Linked DNA regions of Homo sapiens: region 1 is linked to region 2. A link is a loop called in an ENCODE intact Hi-C map of the cell type or tissue named here. Cell type or tissue: endothelial cell of umbilical vein. All regions are shown on one strand.

What was found. Peaks named below come from ENCODE experiments on the same cell type or tissue, not always from the same donor. Only the 100,000 strongest peaks of a DNase experiment are listed, where the experiment ranks them.
Region 1: it touches region 2 in a loop (11-fold over the local background); 10 of 110 quality-filtered maps call a loop at or near these places.

The regions. Positions count from the first base shown.
Region 1 is chr2:227,880,671-227,888,670 of GRCh38, forward strand. It overlaps DAW1 (dynein assembly factor with WD repeats 1), which reads left to right. Exons shown (of 13, transcript NM_178821.3): 2 at 4,681-4,753. Among named protein-coding and RNA genes, the nearest start is that of DAW1, 13 kb to the left of the region's middle. In endothelial cell of umbilical vein, a CTCF peak has its summit at 3,937 (motif pointing left); a DNase peak (open chromatin) is centred at 3,921.
Region 2 is chr2:227,401,936-227,409,935 of GRCh38, forward strand. No RefSeq gene overlaps it. Among named protein-coding and RNA genes, the nearest start is that of SCYGR1, 18 kb to the left of the region's middle. In endothelial cell of umbilical vein, a CTCF peak has its summit at 4,342 (motif pointing right); a DNase peak (open chromatin) is centred at 4,416; H3K27ac peaks cover 848 bases.

The DNA of each region.
Region 1 (8,000 bases), 480 kb after region 2:
AGATTACCTGTTTAGGTTTCAGCACATCCGCGCAGCAAGACAGGGTTGAGAAAAATTCCCTCTGAGAGATCATAGCTGTGCAGCTGAGTGGGTAGTGATGTCCAACACTGAGCAGGAAACTCCAGAGGAGAAGCAGTGTTGAAGGAGAAGATCCTGAACTCTTTGAGGTGATAGGGAGACATCTATGTATCTGGAACTCAGAGGAGATATAGACTGGAGATTTGCAATTAATACTTAGCATGTTGATGGTAATTAAAGACATGGTACCGATGAATTTAATGTAAGGTGAGACGAGAAGAATCTGTAGACCTGAAGTTTAAAGATGCTTAGTGTTTAAAGGTCAGGCAAAAGAGGACAAAGGAGAATAAAAAATAACAAAGTGATTGGAAAAAGAGAAAGAAGAGATTTTATAAAAAGCCCAAAGAGGGTATATTTGAGGAAGGAGGACATATTGTTTATAGTATTGATTATTTCTGAAAGGCCACGTGCTGTAAGGACAGAGAATGTCCAATGCATTAAGCAATTTGAGGACAGTCTTCCCATCATCTACCAATTAGTTCATGTATTCAGCAAGCACTGCTAGAGCATTTTGAAAGATCATGAAGATACTAGGTAACGGCAGGCACTGCTGATAGAGAAATGGAATTCAGAGAGGGATCTGAATGTGTTGCTCGTACTTGAACCTGAACACAAATCACAGGCCTGCTGTGCTTAAATCATGACTTGCCCTGAGAAGGGTCTTTTTGGGAATATAGGGAAGCATATAGCATGGATATGTTTCCTTCTTCAAAGATGTTACAATCTCACTGGAAAGAGAAGGCATAAATGCAATTTAAGTAATACAAGGTGACCATGTAGCATATGCCACAAGGTATCATTTGATTAATAGCTAGAAAATAAGCACTGTTCATTGAGACTTTATGCCAGGTTCTTCATATACATCTTATTTAATCTCAACCAGCAAACTTATAGGTTCATAGATGAGAAAATTGACATTTGCCAGATCGTGACATAAATAAGGGGTTGAGGATCTATCTGATGCCAAGTATACACTTTTTAACTCTGCCACATTCTTTTTTTTTTTTTTTTTTTTTTTTTTTGAGATAGAGTTTCACTCTGTCGCCCAGGCTGGAGTGCAGTGGTGCAATCTTGTCTCACTGGAACCTCCACCTCCTGGGTTCAAGCGATTCTCCTTCCTCAGCCTCCCAAGTAGCTTGGATTACAGGTGCCTGCCGTCATGCCAGCTAATTTCTGTATTTTTATTAGAGACGGTGTTTCAGCATGTTGGCCAGGCTGATCTCAAACTCCTGACCTCAAGTGATCCACCTGCCTTGGCCTCCCAAAGTGGTGGGATTACAGGCGTGAGCCACTGCACTTGGCCTCTGCCACATTCTTTCTCAATGGCTCAGTGCTTTTGAAAAGTAAATAGAGTGTTTTGGCAACATTTCCTATTTTCCCTTGATCTGAAATACTGCTAGAATTATATCTGTTATATCAAACTATGGTCTATAGCAGTGATTCTCAAACTGTAGAGGACTCCTGGGAACCCTTGAACACTTTCAGCAGGGTCTCAAGGTCAAACTTATTTTTCATAATAACAATAAGATGTTACTTCCTTTTCTACACTGTGCTGACATTGTCACTAATGGTGCAGAAGCAGTGGAAGGTGAAACTGCTGGTGCCTTACTACAAATCGAGGCAGTGACACCAAACTCTAATAGTGGTCACTGTATTTATTCTTCACTGACACACACTCACAATAGGAAAACATCAAAAAAATCCCAACAGAACAACCTAGTTTTGCTTGAGGATTTCCTTGATGAAGCAGTAAAAATTATTAATGTAGCAAAATATTAACATAGGAGTGCATGTATTTTGAGTATTCCAGGTGATGAAATAGGAAGTACTAAGAAAGCACTTCTGCTCTACAGTGAAGTCTGATAGTTGTTGATATGGTTAGGCTTTGTGTCCTCACCCAAATCTCATGTTGAATTATAATTCCCATAATCCCCACAATCCCCACATGTCTAGGGAGAGACCAGGTGGAGGTAATTGGATCAGGGGGAGGTTCCCCCATGCTGTTCTCATGATAGTGAGTGAGTTCTCACAAGATCTGATGGTTTTATAATTGTTTGGTAGTTCCTCCTGCATTCATTCTCTTCCTGCCACCTTGTGAAGAAGGTGCCTTGCTTCCTCCTTTCCTTCCACCATGATTGTAAGTTTCCTGAGGCCTCCCCAGCCATGAGGAACTGTGAGTCAATTAAACCTCTTTCTTTTATAAATTACCCAGTCTTGGGCAGTTCTTTATAGCAATATAAAAACAAACTAATACAGTTGTCTTAAGGAAAATATAGGTGGTTGCTTGAATTACGAGATGAACCAACTTTTTTTCATGGAAAAGCATTTTTACTTGAAAGAGTGACTGAGAAACAACATGGTTTTCAGACTCAGACATTTTGGCAGACATTTTCTTGAAAATGAAGAATGTGAGCCCACAACTTTCAAGCAAAAATACCAGCATTTCTTGCTAGTGATGTATTTTAGCTTTCAAGCAAAAAGTATAAGTTCAGAAAACTTTTGTTTACCACCATAATCTTGACAGCTTACCAACAGTAAGAGTTTTCTTATGATAAAAATTGGTAGTGAAAATGGTAAATGTTACTTTCTGATATTGTGTGATGAAATATGTCAACAGTTACAATATATGCATAACTTAGTAGATCAGTATTTTTCAAATGTCCAGTGCATGATTATGCATGGACCATGCATGAATAAAAGATCCATCAAAAGTGTGAAATAGACCAATGAGGTTTAATGCAAGTATATGGAAAATTCACTAATATGGTTTCAGATTCTATATTGCAACTAATTTTAAGAAGTTACCATTTGTTGAGTTTTAATATCAAAAAATGTTCACAATGATATAAAAAGGCAATTATAATACTCCTTCATTTTTCAACTATGTATCAGTGTCTGACTACATTCTTTTCTTATACTTTGTCTAAAACATTTAGCAGAAGCTTGAATGCAGAAGCAGAGATGAGAATCCATTGTCTTAAGCCAGATATTAGAGATTTGTTAAAGTATAAAACAGTGCTACTCTTCTTACTCTTTTTAGGGGCAAGAAAATATAGTTATTTTTACAAAAACTTTATAAAAATAACATGCTATGAATTACTGTTGTTTTAAAACAACTTAATAAATATTTAAAAAATTTCTCAATTTTAGTTTTTAATATGGAAAAAAACCAAAAACTCTTTGGTGTCCTAAATAATTTTTAAGAGTGTAAGGTGATCCTGAAGCCAAATTTTTGAGATGTACTAGTTTATATCCACAGGCAGAGGCAGTAGAGTAAGGTGGTTAGGAGGCTCTGTCCAGTTTTTATTAGCGCTGGGCTGTTCGGATGGAATATATTCTATGGATCCATCTTCAAGTTCACAGATTCTATTCTCTGTCATCTCTACTTTTGAACTCGCTTAGCAAGTTTTTTATTTTCATTATCATATTTTTCAATTCTATAATCCTCATTTGGTTTAATAAATATTTTCTGGGATTTTCCATTTTTTCATTTGTTTCAAGTGAAATTGTAAATGATTATTGAAGGATTTTTATAATATCTTCTTTAAAGTCCTTGTCAGATGATTCCAACCTCTGATTCATCTTGGTATTGGTGTTTGTTGATTGTCCTTGGTATAATAGGTGATTTTTAAAAAATTGTATCCTAGACGTTTTGATTATTACGGGGATCCTTGATCCTATCTAAACCTTCTAATTTGGCGAAATCTGCTTAGATTTGTCATATGTGCTCTTGGGCTACTTTTGCGGGCGTTGGTTACAATGGTGTCTGTAGTTTCCTAGGCTCTTGCAATGTTACTGTCCTTTGTTTTTTCGGGTACTGCTAAGGCTCCTGCTCAGTCACTGCTGGCGCCACCTGCAGGGCGCAGAAGGTACTTCCCTAGTAGGCCTGCTGTCACTGAGTGGCCTTCCTGGTCACTTCCCGGCCTGATTATGCTGCTGGCTGGAAGGCAGGGAAACGCAGGGCTTTGCTGAGGCTGCCTCAGTGCCTGGTTGTGGAATGAGGTCTGAGACATCCCTGGATGTCACCGTTGCCCCTTTTGCAAGTGGATAGGACTGTCCACCAATGGCCTGGCTGTGGAGTGGGGTCTGGGAGGTCCCAGGACTTTGTTGATGGGGCTGCAGCCAGATCCAACTGCCTGCTGGGGCCCAGAATGTGCACTGGGAACTGGAACAGCCCCAAGCTTCCACTGGGGGATCAGACTGCTTGCAGGGGCCCCATTTGTGGGTCAGGGAATAGGGCCCTCTTGTCCTAGTTTTGGGGTGTGGAATGCGGTGATAAAAAGAAAATCCGGGAATCTCACCATGTAGTCGTTCCTCAAGCCCTGAAACCTATAGCCAGTCTACCTTCTTCCATCCAACTTTCTATTATTTTTTCATTGTCTATTGGACAATTTCAAGGGTATTTAGTTATATTTAGAGGGAAGGACCAGGGAAAAGTTTGTCTACATGATCTTGTTTTGGAACTAGATATCACTGCTTATTTTTTGTTAAAAAATTAAAAATTTTAAAAATAAAAATGGAAAAAACTGTGGCAAGGTAGGTTAACTTTTGACATAGGTGGTTATCGTAAGTGTTTTATAACATGTTTGTTTATTTCTATAGGAATTATGTTGGAATATGAAAAACATGGAGAATTAAAGACTAAGTCCATAGATTTGCTTGATCTTGGTCCCAGGTAAGTAAGCTGTAGGATTCAACAAATAAATGTTCACTGGGAAGCCTTGACACAGAGTGATGTGTGGATGAGCTGCATAAACTGCAGATAATACATTATGTTTTAAAAATTGTTCTTCTGTGGTGTGTTAGTTTCTGTTTGTTTCAGGGAGTTGTATCTGAGGGTCTTGCTGAATGAAGAGGAAGTGGGAAAAGGGTTATCACTCTTTTCTTTTTTTTCTAAGGTCTTAAAAAAATAAACCTTTTAGTTTATGATTTTAGAAAGGCCGTGAAGGTAGAGTTTCCACACCCCGATTCCCCTGATGTTAACATCTCAGATTAGCGGTGTACATTTATTAGGATTAATGAACCAGTATGATACATAATTATTAGCTAAGGCCCACTTTATTCAGTTTTTCTTAGTTTTTCCCTAATTCCTTTCTTCTGTTCCAGGATTCCATCCAGAATCCTACATGACATTTAGCCATCATGTGTCCTTAAGCTTCCTTAAGCTGCGACCGTTTCTCAGACTTCCCTTATTTTTGCTGACCTTAATTTCTTTCTTTTTCTTTCCTTTTTTTTTTTTTTTTGAGACAGAGTTTCACTCTTGTTGCCCAGTCTGGAGTGCAGTGGCTCGATCTCGGCTCATTGCATCCTCCGCCTCCTGAGTTCAAGCGATTCTCTGTGCCCAACCAGTGACCTTTACATTTTTGAGAAGTACTTGTTACTGAGTTTTAAGAATATTACTGAGCCTGTTATTTTCTTATTAAATACTTCATAGGGCTGACTGCATATGTTCCTCCTCATTAATTGTCATGGGGCAGAAAAGGGAGACCTAATCTCTATTACTGAAGCTTGGTATTAGCCCAGAGGAAACCTCTTGTGATGTAATAACACCCAGAGTTCATTCTCTTTAGTAAATCTAATGCAAATAGCTGGGCGTGGTTGCTCACACTTGTAATTTCAGCACTTTAGGAGGCCGAGGCAGCAGGGTCACTTGAGGTCAGGAGTTCGAGAGCAGCCTGGCCAATATGAGGAAACTCCGTCTCTACTAAAAATACAAAAATTAGCCAGGCATGGTGGTGCATGCCTGTAGTCCCAGCTATTCAGGAGGCTAAGGGAGGAGAATTGCTTGAACCCAGGAGGCAGAGGTTGCAGTGAGCTGAGATCGCGGTGCTGTACTCCAACATGGGTGACAAAGTGAGACTCTGTCTTTAAAAAAAAAGAAAAGAAATCTCATACAAAACTCCACTTCAAGGCCAAGGCCAAGTGTGGTGGCTCACACCTGTAATCCCAGCATCTTGGGAGATCGAGGCAGGAGGATCACTTCAGGCTAGGAGTTTGAGACCAGCCCGGGCAACACAAAATAGCAAGACTCTGTCTTTGTAAACAAACAAACAAACAAACAAACATCCTACTTCAAGAGAGAGTCAGACTAGTGATTATCCTGTGAGAGCCTAAGTTCAGATAAGGTGAAAATAATCTCAATGGGTGAAAATCACAAAAGAAACAAAACAAAAATGTTGTGTTTTAGGTTTGTGGCCTGAGACCGTAAGCAAAAGGAGCTTTCTTATATGGGCTGCTCTCTAGTTTTATAATGAGTCCACTTGACACCGTAACTGATGAGAGAGGGGCTCTCTTAATCCTGGAGTTGCTGCCACTTGAGAGGTTTGATGTTTCTGGGAGCACGTGTCTAGGGTGGGGCTGGGGCATGGCTCAGAGGATGATGGTCTATGTAGGGTCCAAGTCTTATTTCGGGTGCTTGGCACAAAGAAGGTAGTCAATTGATATTTTTTTAAAATCAAAGAATGAACAGTGGCACAGATAGTTTCATTGAATACAACAATCTTTGTTATTTTCAGAAAAGATGAGGCCTAATATCAAACCCAACCTGTGATTTTTGTAAATGGAACATGTTATTGATTTGTTTGATGATGCTAGCATGCAGGAAGTTTCTTTGTGAGACATTTGTTTATTTAGTCAGCAATTATGTATATGTACCTTCAACACATATGTAAGAATCTAATCTGGGTTAGATTCTATAAGAGGCTATAAAGATATTACTCATAATCCCTACACTTGATAGGCTTTTTGTCTAGTTTGAGAAACAACTTGTACAACATAGAACATCACACAAGTGGTACAGATAAGCTTCTATATGAGAGAATAACCTCCAGCTAGACATTCTGCAAAACCACAGATTTTTATATCTAAGAAGTATGAATTATTAGGTGATTTCAAAAAGGACTTGTGGGCTGTGAATCCAGGCACTCAACACTTTGAAAGTCTTCATATTAACTATAGTCACTCAATCGTGCTGTGCTTTCCTGAGGAGATATAAGGCATAGCCACTCATAAACATGACCTTTTGGTGATATGAGAAAGTAAATAAATGTCTCAAAAAAGTGTGAATTTTATTTCTAGTTTTGTGCAAGAATCTGGAAGTATTGTGCCTGTAAAAACACTGGCACCATAGATGACATGCTGGAATTATTGCATGAAAATCCTACAGGGTTGGAGCGTGTAGATTATCTGGTTAATTTGGATCTTGCGAGGAAATCTGTTTTTATATAAGTTGTTGAAAACGTTTCAAAGGGGCATTTTTACCCTTTTAATTGTTATGAAATTAATTATCTTTTTGACAATGAAATATCTCAGGGTTTATCCAAGTTATTATTATGGATGGTTCCTGGTTCATTTTTGTTCAAAATATTCACTCCTAATCTAATAGATTATGTTTCTTGAGAGCTGGGACCATATCTTTTACACACCCAGTGCTAAAGCAATAGTACCAACTCAATAAATGTCAATTGAATGAGCAGGTTCCTAGCTCGGTGCCTTGCACAAAACTGGAGCTTAATGTTTGTTGATGAGGTGAAGAGGGGGATACTTATCAGGGGCCACATTCATGGGAATTGGATACTGAGACAGAAGTGGGTGAGTCAAAGGTTTATTGGGCAGTGACACTTGTGACAGTCCAGGGCATGAAGCAGAAGCAGGATCAGGCGGGAGGAGCCATCTGACCTCGATGAAGAAGGCGGGACAACAGAATCTCTGCCAATCTGGAAGAGCTCAGGAGCAAAACTTGCCAGCTAGAGGAGTGCCTCACAGGGAGAAACGGCCAGGCTCTTGCTCTGCCCCTGCTCAGCTGTGGACGGAGAGCCACCAGAGAAGAGGCAGCCCTGGCCTGGAATGCCAAGGTACAGCCTGAAAGAGCTGCAGCTAGAAGCTGTCAGGCAACAAAGCTCCAACCCTGACTCTGGGCTTGA
Region 2 (8,000 bases):
TGCCTAGATAGAGCTAATTCATCAAGACAGGTGAATTGCAATAGATAAACAGTAATTCACGCAAAGCCGGCTGAGCAGGAGATTAGAGTTTTATTATTACTCAAATCAGTCTCCCCTAGCATTCGGGAAGCAGAATTTTTAAGGATAACTTGGTGGGTGGGAGGAAGCCAGTGAGCCAGGAGTACTGATTGGTCAGGAATGAAATCATAGAGAGTCGAAGCTGTCTTCTTGCGCTGAGTCAGTTCCTAGGTGGGGGGTCCAGATCAGATGAGCCAGTTTATTGATCTGGATGGTGCCAGCTGATCCATCAAGTACAGGTCTGCAAAATATTTCAAGAACTGATCCTAGGAGCAGTTTAGCCTCCAGCTTCATGACTCCTAAACCATAATTTCTAATCTTGTGGCTAATGTTAGTCCCACAAGGCAGTCTAGTCCCTGGACAAGGAGGAGGTCTGTTTTGGGAAAGAGCTGTTACCATCTTTGTTGAAGCTATAAACTAAATTTCTCCCAAAGTTAGTTCAGCCTATGCCCAGGAATGAACAAGGACAGCTTGGAGGTTAGAAGCAAGATGGAGTTGGTTAACTTAGATCTCCTTCACTGTCTCAGTCTTAATTTTGCAAAGGTGGTTTCAGAAAGAAGTGATGGATTTGACATATATTTAGAAAGGACTTAACAATTGATTGGATAAGGAAAGTGAGGGAGGGGAACAATAAAAAATTGCTCCAGGTTCTGGTCTGAGTGACCAGGTGGTTAGAGGAGCAGCTTGGTTGCTGGGTTGTTTGGGTTGAAGCAAGGTTGTAGCTTAAGGTTCAATCAGGTCAGCCGGGCACGGTGGCTCACGTCTGTAATCCCAGCACTTTGGGAGGCTGAGGCAGGCGAATCACTTGAGGTCAAGAGTTCGAGACCAGGCTGGCCAAAGTGGTGAAACCCCGTCTCTACTAAAATTACAAAAATTAGCCGGGCGTGGTGGCAGGCACCTGTAATCCCAGCTACTTGGGAGGCTGAGGCAGGAGAATCGCTTGAACCTGGAAGGCAGAGGTTGCAGTGAGCTGAGACCGTGCCACTGTACTCCAGCCTGGGTGACAAGAGCAAAACTCCATCTCAAAATAAATAAAGAAATAAATATATATTTTTAAAAGGTTCAGTCAGGTTGAATTGGAAGTGCCTGTGAGTCATCTACAGAATTGGAAGTACCTGTGAGTCATCTACATGGAGATGTCAAATAGGCTGTTGGAAGGTTGGCCCTGGGACCCAGAAAACGAACAAGGAGGAGGAGCCTCTTCTGGAGTCACAAGAGGTGAGCCAGAGTAGTGGGAGGAAACCCAGGAAGGGGGTGGAGGGCAGGTCAGTTTGGACTGGATTTAGTTTTGGTGTTGTGACAGGATCCAGACTAGAGTGGAAGCAAGTGACGGCCGGTTATGTTTAGACTTCTCTATCCACCCAAGAAGAACCCATTCTCATGCCCCAGACAAAGGGAAGTGTCTTCGGAATCACTCGGAAACGCCAATCACACTGATCCAATTGGGTGCTTCACAATGTAGGAACTAGCCTGGAGAGACAACTCAGTGAGATTTTATGGGTTTTTTGTTTGTTTGTTTGTTTTTTTGATAAGGAGTCTCGCTCTGTCGCCCAGGCTGGTGTGCAGTGGCGCAATCTCGGCTCACTGCAAGCTCCGCCTCCCGGGTTCACGCCATTCTCCTGCCTCAGCCTCCCGAGCAGCTGGGACTACAGGCGCCCGCCACCACGCCCGGCTAATTTTTTGTATTTTTAGTAGAGATGGGGTTTCACCGTGTTAGCCAGGATGGTCTTGATCTCCTGACCTGGTGATCTGCCCGCCTCGGCCTCCCAAAGTGCTGGAATTACAGGCGTGAGTCACCGCACCTGGCCTAGATTTTATGTTTTTAATCTAATCTCTTTTACAATCCAAAACCAAGAAACCAAGAGGGCCCTGACCTTTACCCTTAGCCTCAATTTAATGGGAAATCAGAAAAAAAATGTATGAAAATAATTTAGGTCAGAGCAAATCATATTCCTCCTATGCTACAGTTAGACAAAGATGAACACTGCTGCGATCAAAGAAAGACCTTAGAGGCAAGGGTCAGATTTATTTCCTGCTGCTGGACCGAGTCTTCTTTGGTGTGTGATATTGGAATAAGAGAAGAAAAAAGAGGGCCGGAGCCGGGCGCAGTGGCTCATGCCTATAATCCTAGCACTTTGGGAGGCCAAGGCGGGCGGATCACGAGGTCAGGAGATCAAGACCATCCTGGCTAACACAGTGAAACCCCGTCTCTACTAAAAATACAAAAAATTAGCCGGGCGTGGTGGTGGGAGCCTGTAGTCCCAGCTACTCGGGCGGGTGAGGCAGGAGAACGGTGTGAACCAGGGAGGCGGAGCCTGCAGTGAGCCGAGATTGCGCCACCACACTCCAGCCTGGGCGGCAGAGCCAGACTCCGTCTCAGAAAAAAAAAAAAAAAAAAAAAGAGGACCGGGCCCAATGGCTCACGCCTGTAATCCCAACAGTTTGGGAGGCTGAGGTGGGAATATCCCTTGAGTCCAGAAGTTTGAGACCAGCCTAGGAAGACCACTAGGCCCTGTCTACAAAAAAAAAAAAAAAACAAAAAAAAAAACTAGAAGAAAAAAAGGAAATAAAAAGAGAGGCTTCTTTTAGCAGAGATGACAGAGTCAGACATAAAAAGCATGAAGGGATGTCAGAAATGTGATGCTGCACCAAATGTCCCCCTTACTTGCTGATCACTAATGTGGTCTAGAGGTTTGCCAGTGGAGCTTTGCTCTTTTGAGGTAAGAGATTATGCCCCATTAAAAACAGGATGCACCTAGAAGAACAGAGGGTGGAGACGCACACAAAAGTCCTTAGGGAGAGCTCTACCACTAATGCACTGGGGACTCCCCTTAAGGGGAGATAGGGAAGTACAAGTCTCACTTACTTCTTGAGAAATGGCCAAAATGGGGTTTTAAAGGCATACTCTCAGCATTGGCACTCTTTAGGCAGGAAGATATTGGTCAGGGCTGCTTGGTAAGGATGTTCAGGTTGTGCACTCTACAGATGCACATTTATCACAGCCAGGGCCTCCTGCAGAGGCCCTGATAGCAGTTTTCGGAAGGTAAGGTCCACCTGTATGAGAGATAGAGGCATAAAATGTACGTAGATGAAGGGAGTCCCTTCCTACTGGGCAAAGTATGTCTTTATCTATACTACCTAACCCAGAACAATACATAACTAAGTGTTCAAAGGACGATTTTTATAGTGTCAATGTGAAAGTATCTTTTATTCTAGTCTCTTTGCTGTAAAAACCAGTATAAGGCTGGGCATGGTGGCTCATGCCTGAAATCCCAGCACTTTGGGAGGCCAAGGCGGGCGGATCATGAGGTCAGGAGATCAAGACCATCCTGGCCAACATGGTGAAACCCCGTCTCTACAAACAATACAAAAATTAGCCGAGTGTGGTGGCGCACGCCTGTAGTCCCAGCTACTAGGGAGGCTGAGGCAGGAGAATTGCTTGAACCCTGGAGGCAGAGGCTGCAGTGAGCCGAGATTGCGCCACTGGCCTCCAGCCTGGGTGACAGAGCAAGACTCCATTTCAAAACAAACAAACAAATAACAACAACAACAAAAAAAACAGCATAATAGAGGCTTGGGCCACCAGTCTCATCCAGGCCACACTTGGGTCAGTGACTGTGGGAGCTTCAGATTCAGGAGTTTGGTGGACTGTGCCAGAAACACGCCTTGCACCTGCTTACAGGGATGGAGGAGCGAGGACTGAGGGGGGCCAGAGATCCAAAGTTCTTGTATCTCCATAAGAAGGTGTAGGAGCAAGCCGAGCAGTCTGAAATTGTCATTAAGAACAGAAAACCTGCAGATGGGCATATTTACACACATGGCTTATGTGGGTGTGGGTGTGTGGATGGGCAACATCAAAGAGGATATGAATGGTGATTCAAAAGTCAATAGGTCAAATATGAAAATGCTAGGAGGACATCTTCATGTATCTACTGTATAGTCCAACTTTCGGTTTATGGAAAATGTCCAGCTCTTTTAGAAGGTAAACATTTTCTGACTGTGAGCTCTTGAATATGAATTTTATGGTACCTTATACATTTTTTAACTTTCAAAGCTCTGGGTTGGGTAGTTACCAGTACCATCTTCACAAATTCTGGATTCTTCTGGATGTTCTTGACTATTCTGGGAAAATTGGTGCGTTTGTTCTCCCTCCGCCTTGTACCGAGGTCTGCAGGCTTAAGGGATGTTAACAAGGCTTCAATTTGCTGTGTGCATTAGCAGGTGCTGGAAACTACGTTGCCAAATGTGTCGTAGACACAAGAGGGCGATGTGTGCTCAAATGTCAACCTCACCGAGGAAAAGGAATTCATCCTTCAGGAATTTTTGGCTGAATTCCCAGACCTAAAAAAGATTAACAAAGTGTGTTTGGGAGGGGCAAAATTCACTGTGAAACCTAATCAAAGAGGCAGGATGTGATGTCAGAGTGTGGAGACAGCCTGGCAGGAGCTTGGAGGGGATTCTTATCCTTGAGTTCAGAACTGGGCAGTACTCTAGGCTAATGATCGTTATAATCAAGACTTGTCCTCTGTCTGGATATTCAGAAAAGACAGACTTCAAGGCTGCAGAGAATCAGTGGCTGTCTTGGTCTCTGATTACAAAAACTTTATTCTGAGAAAGCCCCTCATTCATTGGAGGAAAACTGGCTGTGCACTTGTTACATGCCAGGCATGAGTCTTGTAGGGGCTAAGAATTCAGCCTTGAGTAAGACAGCCGAGGCCACTGCCCTCTGGAAGCATCAGTGACCCTTGGCACGTACTCCCATCTATTTGTTTCTTTTCTCTCTGAGCCAGTCCAAACCAGCAGTATCTACATCATCTTTTCTTGTTCTGAAAGAGAATGCAAGTCACACATTTATGGCTGTGGGCCACATTTTTTTAGAGATGCCATCTGGTTCCAGTTTTTCTGACTGTTTGTGGAGAGTGGTGATTCCAACAATCTTCTACCAAATGTAAGGGGGTGATAAAAGTGTTCAGTGTTTGCCACAGAGATATCTCTAGCTTGGCCTGATCTCAGTGCACTGCTTTTTGGGTTTACTCAACAAATTGAACAATGCTCAGCCCCTCTTCCATGGAACCTTCCCAATCTCTTTAACCAGGGTTACACTGCGACTCCTCTAAGTCTCTGTACATCATAGCACTTTTGTGGGAGACCACTGCTACTTCAAATCTCTGCCAATAGCACCATGTTTCCTTTCGTTGCTAGCTTTTTAGAATTCTAAAGCCTACTTGGCCATTAGATTTTTTTTATTTTTTTTTTTTTGAGACAGGGTCTCACTCTGTTGCCCAGGCTGGAGAGCGGTGGTGCAGTCACAGCTCACTGCAGCCTCAACCTCTTGGGCTCAAGTGATCCTTCCACCTCAGTCCCCCAAGTAGCTGGGACTACAGGTGCTCACAACCACACGCAACTAATCTTTGTATTTTTTGTAGAGACAGGATTTCGTTATGTTGCCCGGGCTGGTCTCAAATTCCTGAGCTCAAGAGATCCTCCCATTTTGGCCTCCCAAAGTGCTGGGATTACAGGCATGAGCCATTGTGCCCGGACTAGCTATTTTTTAAATTGGAGTTTGAGGAAGGAGGAACAGAAAGGCTGCATCTGCTTAGTAAATGACTCCCCGCTGCCAACACACATACCCAGCAGATGGCAACACCCATGAAAATCCTTTCATCCTGTTGTGAATGGTGGATTCCCAAACTCTACAGGACCCTGCACTAGTCAGCATCTGCTCTTCCCTCTTGAGTCAGGGCAGCCTGCAAAAGTCTGGTGTGTATCATAGGCATCTTGGGGCTCACCTTCTACAGAAGGTCAGAGGGCACAGCAAAAATAGCTTTCTTGCTGTGACCTAATACATAAACCCTGGCACACTTCCGCCTGTCAGATGGGAGCACGCCCCTGTCCTCGGGCTGTTTTTCGCTGTCGCAACAGGCTGTTCTGCCGTTAATCCTTTCCTGTAATTCCCGCCGCCTCGCTCGATCTTGCAATTCTCTTGCCCAGTGGCCTTTACAGGGGGTCATTACTGGGACACGGGGAACCAATGTGCGGTAACAAATGCAAGCTGACAGCAACACGTTCCTCGCCAAAAGTGGGACTCTTGGGTTTTGTGTGTGTCAACTCAGAAGAAACGAGAAAAAGACCCCACCATGTGTTGGATGAGGATGGAAATTGGATGCAGTGACTAAAAGTGCTTTGATTAGGTGAATCCGTTGACAGTAAGAAGGAAGAGATTCTCAATGTGCTTGGCATTTCACTTTGTCTCACTTTGGGTGAATAGTCCCAATTCTGTCAGACGTGCATCTCTTCGTCTGTCAGCTCCGTGTCTCTTGCCAGGATGCTTCTCTCTATCTATCAGGCAGAATTTTCAGATGTTGTCTTTCCTGTCAGGAAAAGTTTAATTCATCATTTTCCTCAGGCCTTGAAAAAATTTTTACAGGAAAAAAATGGTGGTGGTGGGTTGGGGGTGGGGGGTTATGACAAAAACATTTACAGATTTTTCTTCACATATAATTTTAAAATTGCCTATTTTTGCTAGGCACGGTGGTTGAAGCCTGTAATCCCAGCATTTTGGGAGACCGAGGCAGGTGGATGACCAGAGGTCAGGAGTTCAAGACCAGCCTGGCCAACATGGTGAAACCCCATCTGTACTAAAAATACAAAAATTAGCTGGTCATGGTGGTGGCACACTCCTATAATCCCAGCTACTAGGGAGGCTGAGGTAGAAGAATCTCTTTAACCCGGGAGGTGGAAGTTGCAGTGAGCCAAGATCACGCCATTGCACTCCAGCCTGGGCAACAGAGCGAGACTCCATCTCAAAGAAAAAAAAAATTACTTACTTTTGAGTAGGTAATACATACACACAGTACAAAAGTCAAAAGGTTCATACAAATGGAAAAAACTCCATACTCTCTTCGCCTCCATTCCCCAGGCACCCAGTTCCTCTCAACGGAGGCAACCCTGGGTACTAGTGGTTTACATCTTTCTAGAGACTGTCTCTGTATAAATTAGCAGAGATAGTCTTCATATGCCTTTTGAGAGCATCTTTTTAAAATTTCTAAATCTAGGTAAGTTCTGAAAAGGAATATATTAAATATACATTAAAATATACTCAATGTGGCTGGGCATGGTGGCTCACACCTATAATCTCAGCACGTTGGGAGGATGAGGCGGGAGGATGACTTGAGGTCAGGAGTTTGAGACAAGCCTGGCCAACATGACAAAACCCTGTCCCTATTAAAAATACAAAATTAGCCAGGCAATGAGCCGGACTTGGTGGCGCATGCCTGTAATCCCAGCTACTTGGGAGGCTGAGGCAGGAGAATTGCTTGAACCCTGGAGGTGGAGGTTGCAGTGAGCCAAGATCGTGCCATTGCACTCCAGCCTGGGTGACAGAGTGAGACTCTGTCTCAAAAAAAAAAAAAGTATATATATATATGTGTATATATATATATATATACACACACACATATATATACACACACACATATATTCAATGTATTGAATGGTCTGTCCAGTTGAAGCCCTGATTCTAGACTAGATAATTTGTTGGCTTCTTGTTAGATCACTCTTAACAGAAATGTGACTGGACTTAGAATCAGTCTGGAAGCATTGTGGATACTCTGGAGTCTGACGTTTCTTGTCCCTTAACATTCAGCTCGTCTTTCCTGAGTTATACCTCTTAGTCATTTCCCTTTGAAATTAAGAGAAGGGCCTCAAATCTTAAAAATGGAAGAATACGGCCGGGCACAGTGGCTCACACCTGTAATCCCAGCACTTTGGGAGGCTGAGGCAGGCAGATCACCTAAGGTCAGGAGTTCGAGACTAGTCTAGCCAACATGGTGAAACCCCGTCTCTACTAAAAATACAAATATTAGCCAGGCATGATGGCGCACACCTGTAATCCCAGCTAGTCGGGAGGCTGAGGCAGGAGA